2 separate regions of the Mus musculus genome follow, and region 2 is linked to region 1. The links are chromatin contacts, found by Hi-C or POLR2A ChIA-PET in ENCODE. All regions are on one chromosome and are shown on one strand. The core of a region is the stretch at or near the end of the contact, and the rest is flanking DNA. Distances in the headings are between cores, read along the strand shown. Region 1 holds the start of Tgfbr2 (transforming growth factor, beta receptor II). Region 2 has its middle 25 kb from the start of Gm4668.

Evidence for each region. Hi-C counts contacts between places; a loop is a spot of excess contacts on that map. ChIA-PET counts read pairs that join two places held with the same protein, here RNA polymerase II (POLR2A).
Region 2: a map of heart shows a loop between it and region 1 (1.9-fold over the local background). The contact joins the enhancer-like site here to the promoter of Tgfbr2 in region 1. A Hi-C loop is called at or near these places in 5 of 37 maps with a recorded cell type or tissue (CH12.LX, T-helper 2 cell, heart and 1 more). POLR2A ChIA-PET finds 5 or more read pairs at or near these places in 1 of 5 experiments (Patski).

The regions. Positions count from the first base shown.
Region 1 is chr9:116,171,851-116,176,706 of GRCm38, forward strand. It overlaps Tgfbr2 (transforming growth factor, beta receptor II), which reads right to left and starts at 3,513. Exons shown (of 8, transcript NM_009371.3): 1 at 3,094-3,513. The coding sequence starts at 3,187. Gm40582 (a long non-coding RNA gene) reads left to right here and starts at 3,794. Exons shown (of 3, transcript XR_871320.3): 1 at 3,794-3,886; 2 at 4,061-4,169.
Region 2 is chr9:116,211,769-116,216,566 of GRCm38, forward strand. No RefSeq gene overlaps it. Among named protein-coding and RNA genes, the nearest start is that of Gm4668, 25 kb to the left of the region's middle. Within about 2 kb of position 1,588, at least 1 of the 3 ENCODE cell types and tissues checked has a DNase peak (open chromatin) inside an H3K27ac peak, as active enhancers do; it is heart, where a contact is called at or near this core.

The DNA of each region.
Region 1 (4,856 bases), core at 2,263-4,762:
TAAGGACATCCTTAAAGAACCTATAGGGCTCCGTGGTCCCTGTGACACTAGGGCCAAGGTCTAGTCCTCTGTGAGGACTCTTCCGTAGGCATCTAAAAAGTCAAAATCATATTTTTTGAAGTCTGATGCATCCAGAGTACATTTTCCCCTCAGACTCACTCCTTATCCTTGAGCACTTAGAAGCGTGAACATGCTACATCAAAAACAAGTATTTTAATTTGCGAGGCCTGCAGGAGGACTCAGCAGGTAAGCTCCAAGAGCAGAGTCTTTGGGTGTCGCATGGCAGAGGAAGAGGACCAACTACCATAGTACCATAGTTTTCCCTTGATTTCTTCCACACAGGATCTTGCGCGCACACACACACACACACATGCATACACACACACACAATCAATCAATCAATCTTTAAATTAGAAGTTGTCTAAGTATATTTCTTGTCAGCTGAGGAGACGTCTCAGCTCACTTGCCATGCATGTGTAGGGACCTGGAATCAGATCCCAGCACCCACATAAGTAGCCAGGAGGATGTACTGGTCTCCTCTAGTGCCAGCACCCAGGAGGCAGACACTGGGGGGGTCTACACGGCAAGCTAGCTAGCAGGACAAACCCACACAGTGCATCCTGGGTTCAGCTAGAATCCCGGCACCATCTAAGAAGCCTGCCTTGGTAAATGAAGTGGGGCAACTGAAGAAGACACCCAATGCCAACCTTCTCCCTCCACACCCATGAGCACCCAATGTCATCTCTGACCTCCACACTCTTGAGCACCCAAGTGTACGCCCACCGTATTACAGGGCTCATGAGCACCCAAGTGTACGCCCACCCTATTGCGTGGCTCATGCACAGAACCCCCAGAGAAACATGAGGACAAAAGTTTAAAATAATTTTTTTTTTTTTAGTGTAAATTTCTCTTACGCTGAAATCGCTTGCTCATCTGTCAGGCTGGTACGCATAAGACATGTGTTTGTCTTGGACTGACTGGGACTTTGTAAAGAATCTTGTTCCTTCCCTTTGTCTATTGCATTAAGGTATCTTGAGAAACTGCCTCACAATTTACCACTCTGTCAGGACAAATCTCTACACCTTTCCCCTCTGTGGAAACTGAGAAGGCCAGTGGAATTCCAAGTGTCCTTCCACGCGCCCTTTCCCTAGGAGCTGTCTTCCCACTTAAAACCATCTTTAAAAACTTTGACCACATAGGTACAACTCAAAACGAACTGTCCAAACATCCTGGAATGGCAATTCCATAAAATGTTAAAAAAAAAAAAAAAAAGCCCTCTCCGTCTTATAAAACTATTTAAAGCCCAAATTAAAAAGATCCACCAAGTCAGTCAGCTAATTGTTTAAAACTGTGCATAAATATGACTCACAAGCTACAAAGCCTGGAATTCGAAAATCACAAATCTTAATCTTGTAAACAAAACTCAAACTGGGGCCTCTGGACTTCGGTTCTTCTCGAGCTAAAGCAAACGTTTTATGTACACAAAGGGAAGGATATTCTTTCTGATGGTCTTCAGCAAAACCCAGCAGGGTTTTTTTTTTCTTTTAATTTTTTTTTCTTGTGTGTGTCTATATGTGCTTGGGGTAGGGTTTGTGAGCACAGGAAGGGGCAGAGGAGGAGACCAGGGGTCCTCTGTCACTCTCCATGAGTCTCTATCACTCTCTTTGAGTCTCTCTCCGAACCTAGAGCTAACCTGGCATCGAGCAATTTCCAAAGGGTTTCCAGTCTTCTCTCACTAGTGCTGGGCTGGCAAAGAACCACACCCAACTTTGCATATGGGCCCTCGGGATTTGAACTCACGTCCTCAAGCTTGCACAGCAAACACTCTTAGCCACTGAGCTAAATCTCCCAAGCCAGCTTTAAGGGCCTGGGTTAACATGAGAGACAGTTGACCTTTCTGGAACTGCACTTCAATGGAAACCAACGACACGAACGCGGACTTTATGAAGCAACAGGACTAAAACCTGTTAGGATTTTTGCTGTTTCCCTTTGTGTGGCTCTTCCCTTCTGAAATGGTCCACTGCTGTTTGCAACACGATCCAAAACTCTTAAATCACCTCAACTACCGATGTCTGCAACGAGCTCTCTTGCACCCTACTTCCGCGCTCCCCAACACACACACACACACACACACACACACACACACACACACACACACGGCCACCGCAATCTCTGCATTTCACCCCAAATCGACCCTGGCCATCCTCTTAGTTACTAGGGAAGGTCATGGAAAGCCAGTGATGAAAAGAGTGTAAACTTTCACAAACTGAACCACTGCATTGTACAGTAGGGAAAACTGAGGCCCAGAGTCATGTGACTTGCCCAGATCGTGGCCCTAACTCTAACTTTAGAGTTAAAATGCCAGATTTTAAACTTTCCAAGCAAACCCTTAGGAAGGAGCCCTAGAGCCTGCTTTTCTCCCTTAACTAACCCCTGCGATGGGACCTGGAGGACAACCTGGGTTAGGTGTTTCCATTGAATAGTAGCTGCTGAGATCTTTCATTCCAGGCAGCATCCCTATAGTCCATCACTTAGTAGGCATGCACTAGATTTTTCTCAGCCATCAACCTGACCACCCTCACTGGGTCCTCATCCCGGCAGGCCAGGAATCAGCGAGGATAGAGATCAGTTCTCTTCTCTAACTTGTATCCAGTGAGTCACGGCCCAGAATCCCTCCCGAGATGGCAAAGCTGAGGACTGAGAGTCTGGCTCAGTCGCGGTGTCTAGGGCAGTAAGCGGCCCAGGTGTGCAGCAGCTGGGCGTCCAGTCCCCTGCCGATGCTCCTCCAAGTTCCAACTTCTTAAACTTCCCTTTCCGGGGCTCCAGGCCCCTCGCGGCCGACCTGGCCTTTCGTGCGCGCACAAAGGGGGTCAGGAGCGTCCCCAAGTCCCCTGCAAGTGGACTGTCCTGCTCTTTTGCGAGAGATCTTGCCCGGATCCCCGCGGGCCTGAACCGACTCGGGCCGCTACAAACTTCCCGTTTCCGCTCTCGCACCGGGTCCCGCGGCCGACTGTCAATCGCTGCCCTGGGGGCTGGAGGAGGAGCGGGGAGCCCCAGTGAACCCCCAGGGTCGCGCCCTGGCCACTCACTCACCCGACTTGGGAACGTGCGGCGGGATCGTGCTGGCGATGCGCGTCCACAGGACGATATGCAGCGGCCACAGGCCCCGGAGCAGCCCCCGACCCATGGCAGCCCCCGTCGCTCGTCATAGACCGGCCCCTGGTGCGCCACGAACCGAGCCTCGGGGACCCCGGGCTGCGCCTTTACTCCTCGCCCTCTCAGGATGCGGGCCAGATGTGGCCGGCGATCCCCGGAGCTCGGAGGCCCGGAGGAGGCCCCCGGCGGCCGAGGAGAGCTGAGCAGGAGGCTGGGGCTCCGTCCCCCAGGCGAGCGTGTGCGCGCGCGGGGGGTGTCGTCGGTCGGTGCGCGCGAGTGACTCACTCATCAACTTTACCCGGGCGCCGAGAGGGAAACAGGAAACTCCTCGCCAACAGCTGGGCAGGACCTCTCGCCGCCGGAGAGCCTTCCAGCTCCGGCCCTCTCCTCCAGCTTCCAGCCCTCGCCTTCCTCCGGCCGCCAATCAAGGCCGCTGGATTGGACCTTGCCTGGACTCTACAAACTTTTAGCTGCCCACTCCCAGCGCTCCCACGCAACCCCCACCCCGCCAAGTCTGGGCTCCAAGTTCAAACTCAGAAGTGACTAAGCGCACTTTTCGCAAAACAAGCTCGAAAGTGGTGTAAACCACTTTCCTTGATACACCTCCAGGCACCCCCACACCTTCTAGGCATTACTCCCAGGGGCTTCATAATTCCATTGAGACCCAGGAGAGAGCTCTGAAATGTAGCTTCAGAGTCCCGAACACGTTGCTTCCCCTAATAAAATAAAGGTAAGCACTTCTTCACTAGAGCTTAGTTTCAGTTTTATGTACATGCATGTGTGATCACGTTGTAAAGGACTGTTTTTTACTGTGGAACAAAATCCAGGAGTTTGTCTCAGAGTTTAATGTGCGTATTAATCACGTTGGGTTGTGAATTTAGCTAACCTGCAGGTTCTGGTTCAGTAGGTCTGAACCCAGAGTGTCTGCATGTCTAATGAGCACCTGGGTAGAGCCTCCCATTGGAAGGACCGTTTCCTGGGCGTGGTTTGCTGGGTGAAGCTCTGTGATCAAGGTAGGGCTGATATTTTCAGGGTGTTGCCTCTAAGAAACTAAAGAAATTAAAGTATGTTTGGGGCCAGACGATGATGGCACACGTGGGCGGGTCTCTGTGAGTTCAGGGCCAGCCTATTATACAGAGTGAGTTCCAGGGCAGCCAAAGCTATACTGTCTGGGAAAACAAACAAACAAACAAACAAAAACCCAAAAAACAACAAAAAAAAGTGTCTTTGGTGGTGGAGTCTGCTTTTCAATGATCGCTCTTCGATAAGATAATTCGAGTAAGGAGAGAAAATACTTGGCTGGAGGTAGAAAGGCTATCAGTAGGAAGACCCATCAAAATTTCCATTCTTTCTGGGGTGACCATGTTTTCCAGAGACAATCTCTACAGTGTGTGTGTGTGCGTGCGCGCGTGCGCCTGTCTGTGTGCAGCACGGCCTGTTTTTTTGTTTTTGTTTTTTTGTTTTTTTGGTTTTTGAGACAGGGTTTCTCTGTATAGACCTGGCTGTCCTGGAACTCACTCTGTAGACTAGGCTGGCCTCGAACTCAGAAATCTGCCTGCCTGCCTCTGCCTTCCAAGTGCTGGGATTAAAGGCGTGTGCCACCACTGCCTAGCTGCCTGATTTGTTTTTAAGGGTTCATTTTACTGTATGTGTGAGTACCTTGCTTTCATGTCTGTATGTGCATCATGTGCATGCCTGTT
Region 2 (4,798 bases), core at 338-2,837, 38 kb after region 1:
TACAGATTTCACGGCCATGTTCTCTTTCTGTCTACTCTGTGCTACATGAGCAGCTTGCAACATTTATAACATGATACTGTCAAGTAACACTACTTGAAATTCTTTAGTCAGTTGCTGATAGCACAAAACATAACTGTGGGTCGGCAGGATGGGTCAGTGGGTAAAAGTGCTTGCTGTCTAGCCTGGCAACCTGAGTTCAATCCCCAGGACCTACTGGTCAAAGCATAACCCTGTGTCCCACACACAGTGTTCTTGGACTTCCACATTCTGGCCCTGACACGTGCTGCATACATACCCCTGCCCTCCCTGCCCATACGAATGTACACAAAATACACAAAAATGTAAAAATGAAACCATATCTCTCACCTCAACGGGACTTGAACTTTTTGTGGCTACAGAATGAAAGAACGTCATGAATCCAGGCACTTAGCAGATCGGACGGACAGTGGGGAAGCAGTAATGTAGGTAGGAGGGTTGAAACAGAGAACCTGTGCTGTGGTCTCACGCTATCTGATGACATTCGCAGCTCGAGGGCCACTAGAAAGCAGCGGTTTGCTCAGTTATACCTGACAGTTGACAGGATGTTAGATCACACACAGAAGCGGGCGAGGAATGAGTATTGGGAAGACTTAAGATAGACCAAGATAATTTTAGCTCTCAATTTGCAACGTTCCTGCTCTCTATAAACACAATGCTCCAATTTCACACTCAGCCCTGTTGAATCTTCAAGAACATAGATTGATAAGTCTCCCGCTACTTGCTGGGTACTTTGCTTTATAGTGTTGTCTTGTTTGTTTGTTTGTTTTTAATCTTCCCCCCAACCCACCCCAGGGATGGATGATAAATTGATATCAAGTCACCAGGAAAAAAAATGCCCTATCCTTCAGCTAAAATTAGACAGCGCCTATTGTTCCGGTGTGTTATCCGTGTGCATTGAGCTCACCATGTAGGGGTGGAGACTGAGTGTGTGAGAATTACTGGGGGTTGAATGATTAAGCTCAGATGAGGTGGAAACAAACCCTTCTCCTGCAGGCCTGAGATGAGAAGCAGTGAGCTTCTCTAATCCTGTGGAAGGGAGGAGGCAGGGCAGGAGAGTCACCTGGGCTGTCTACCCAGGAGTGCACAGCACAGCGGCCCCAGGGAGAAAAACCCTGGCTCCAAGAGATGGGTGGAGAAGAGTAGCTTCAGAAATTGTTCTTTGAGCTCCACACATGTGCTGTGGTATGGGCACATCTCCACACATATGTCACATATACATGTGAGTGCACGCGCATGCGCACATGCACACAAGTTAAAAAATAAAAGATAATGGTGCTAGTGCATGTTGTGCATGCCTGAGTGCCTATGTGCATGGGAGTGTGTGTGTGTGTGTGTGTGTGTGTGTGTGTGTGTTCGTGCCTGTGTGCTGTTTCTATCCACAGCCCACTTTCCACTGCTCACAAATCTCTCCAAATGGAGGGGACAAGTGCCTGGCTATTGTTTACACATCCTATATGTTTCAGGAAGAAAGCCACCCTTCCCACACTCCCCAAGGTCCCCCAACTCTAGAGTCTGGCAAGTGGCACACAATAGGGAGCTCTTGTGGTGTTTAGCCCTTTCTCAAAAGCCTGTGCAGGAGACAGGATATCAGAATAAATGGGTCATTGTTCTGCTGCGTTAGGGGCCATTCTGCTGTTCCTGTCCCTGGACAAAGACACAAATGCAGGGAGGTGTTGGCAACTGCTTCAGAGAGCACATTCCAAAGCCTTCCTCCTCGAGCTCTCCGCAGAGCAGCTCTTCTGGCAGGCAGCAGCTGGGAAGAAGGGCCCAGAACATGCCTTGAGGAGACAGTTCTAGGTTCATTTCGTGCCTGCCGCTCACTAGATCTCACCTCTTCAGCATTTTTTTTAAATAACATTTTTTTGTTTATTCTTTGAAATTTTTCTAAATGCATACAAGTCACCTCAATCATATTCAACCCCATACTCTTATCTCCAAATCTCCCCTGCATTCCCTTCTGCCACGCCTCCCAACTTTATGATCTCTAGTTACAATTATTAATCAATCAATCAATCAATCAATTAATTAATCCACTGAGTCCAGTTAGTGTTGTCCATGTGTGAATGGATGGGGGTAGCATCCACTTGAACATGAGCAACCCACCAGTGGCCACACCTCAAAGCATAGTGACTCCCTTCCCTCACCCCTAGCCAGCAACTTCTCAGCAGGGAGTGGGGCCTCAGGAACCCTTACTCCCCGCTGGAAAATTTAACACTTTGACCTTGGCTTCTGTAGGGTCCAGTGTGCAATGGCCAGGTCATCCCCACAAGTGAGCATTTCCCAGCACCCCTCCCCACCCCCCTAACTCTTCTATTCCTCTTGGCCCCTGTTTTGAAACGTCCCTCCCAAGCCCCCAGTCTGTGTGGAAAGCCCAGAGGCCTTTCCTTGGGAGCTTGTTTTTCTGTAAGGTCTTTTTCCAGCTTCCTTAGAAAGGATAAAGGCCTGGAGAGACAGCTCTGACTGCTCTTGCAGAGGTTCTGGGTTAAATTCCCAGAGCCCAAACAGCAGCTCACAACTGTCTCTAATTCCCACTGCAGGGAATCGGTCACGATCTTCTGGCCGCATATATGTGGCATACAGACATGTATACAGAAAAAAAAAAACACTTTTACACATAGGACAGCAGAGCAGGGGTCTCCTTCCGGTGTCACTGACGAGATACATCCTGCTGGCAGCTGGAGATGCTGCCGTGTGACCTACTGTGGTTTGGGTCTTTGAAGCATTGGTCTCTTCTCCTTCCTAGCTAGCTCTCTCTTTCATGTCTTCTGTTGCTACCTGGGAAAGAATTGTGCTTCTGTAAGGGTTCTGAGAATCACTGGAAGAAGATCTCAGACTCAATAGTATGTAAAGACAAAGAGACTTTATTCTGCAGAAACAGCTAGCTTGAGGGAAGCCAACCATCCAAACGAAATGGTGACCTTGGAGCTCACAGGCCTTTTTAAAAGCCAATTAGGGTTTTCCAGTTGTGGTTGGGTCACCTTCATCAGTATTGGTTGAGCTTATGGTATAGGATATTGTATACTTCTGATTGGTTCATACCTCGAGGGAGAGAGGGTTACTTTACAGGGACTTTTTGATATTCGTTGTGAGGCCCTGGCCAGATGTTGGAGCAGTTGCTGATTGGCTGCCCTTTGTCTGTGTGGTGTCTGTTTTGTTTTGTTTTGTTTTGTTTCTGAGAAGCCTGGACTGTCCTTGTGGGAACTGAAGCCTCAGGCCTAACCTGATTGCCTGTTCTAAAATGCAGTGTATTAGGTCTTCTCACTTCTTTCTTTTCTTGGGTCACTTCAAAGAGTTTGTAAGCATGCGATTCGCTATGAAAGCATCAACTTTTACCGAATTACATTTCTTTGTTATAGCAAATGTGTTGGGTCTTCCCTTCATAGCTTTCTCTGTTGAGAAGTCCATACTGATGCCTTGGGAGTATGGACTAACCCTTTCTTCAATCAATCAATCTATCTATCTATCTTTCTATCTATCTATCTATCTATCATTTATCATCTATCTATTTATCTATCATCTACCATCTTTCTATTTATCATCTATCTATCTATCTATCTATCTATCTATCTATCTATCTATCTATCATCTATTTATCTGTCATCTATTTATTTATCAACTATCCATCTATCTATCTATCTATCTATCATCTATCTATTTATCATCAATCTATCATCTATCTATCTACCTATCTATCTGTCATCTACCATCTTTCTATTTATCATCTATCTATCTATCTATCTATCTATCTAATCTATCTTTCATCAGTCATCTGTCTATCATCTCTCTCTTCTAATGCTGGGCTTATGTCTATGTTAATCATTTTCTTGAGAAACTCCAAGAAGAGAGAATGAACTGAAACACTTCCCTCCACCTCTCACTTTCTCACCTGTCCAGGAGCAGGTGACCTCCCTCAGGTGTCTTCTTAAGTCACTCTCTCCACCTTTTAGAAACAGGGCCTCCCACTGGGCCTGGGACTTGCTGTTTCAGGAGGCATTTCCTTGATCGGCCTGATTGCACCGCCAGCCGTGTGATTACAGGCTTAACTCCACACCTGGATTTCATACAGCTGCTGGGGCTTGAACTCCGGCTCTGTAGTTTTCTCAATAAGCAGGTTACTAATAATCCATAGCCTCGACCACTTCATCGTAATTGCCACCGTTGTCCCTGGAGTACTAGAAATGACCTTCACATGTGTCCACTTGAATATTCTCCTAGGCTCTCATTTTCCTATGAATTTCATTTAAAAAAATTTGGGCTACTGAGATGCCTTGGGAGGGGGTGGGGTAAGGACAATTGTCAGCACGCCTGACAACCTGAATTCAATTCCCCAGCACTACACAGTGGAAGAAGAGAGCCACCTCCTGAGAGTTGTTCCCTGACTCCCAGGCTCTGACATGTACGCTTGAGTATACACACATATGTACTTTTTATACTTTATGGCTATCTATCTTCGTGCATGTGTGTGTGTGTGTGTGTGTGTGTGTGTGTGTGTGTTTCCCTGGAGGTCAAAGGAAAGTTTCAGGTTCCCTAAAAGTGCAATTACAGGCAGTTGTGAGCTGCCCAACATGGATGCTGAAAAACCAACCTGGAATCCTTTGCTAGAGAAGCAAATGCTGTCAACCCCGGACACACCTCTCAGGCTCCATGGAACTCTTGATTTTCAGCTGGCGAAAGGCCTCAACCCTCCGCCTGTTGGAGTGAGAAGTTCCTTTCCCTTCCCTGTCTCCTTCCTGTTTTCTCTCTCTCTCTATCCTGACTC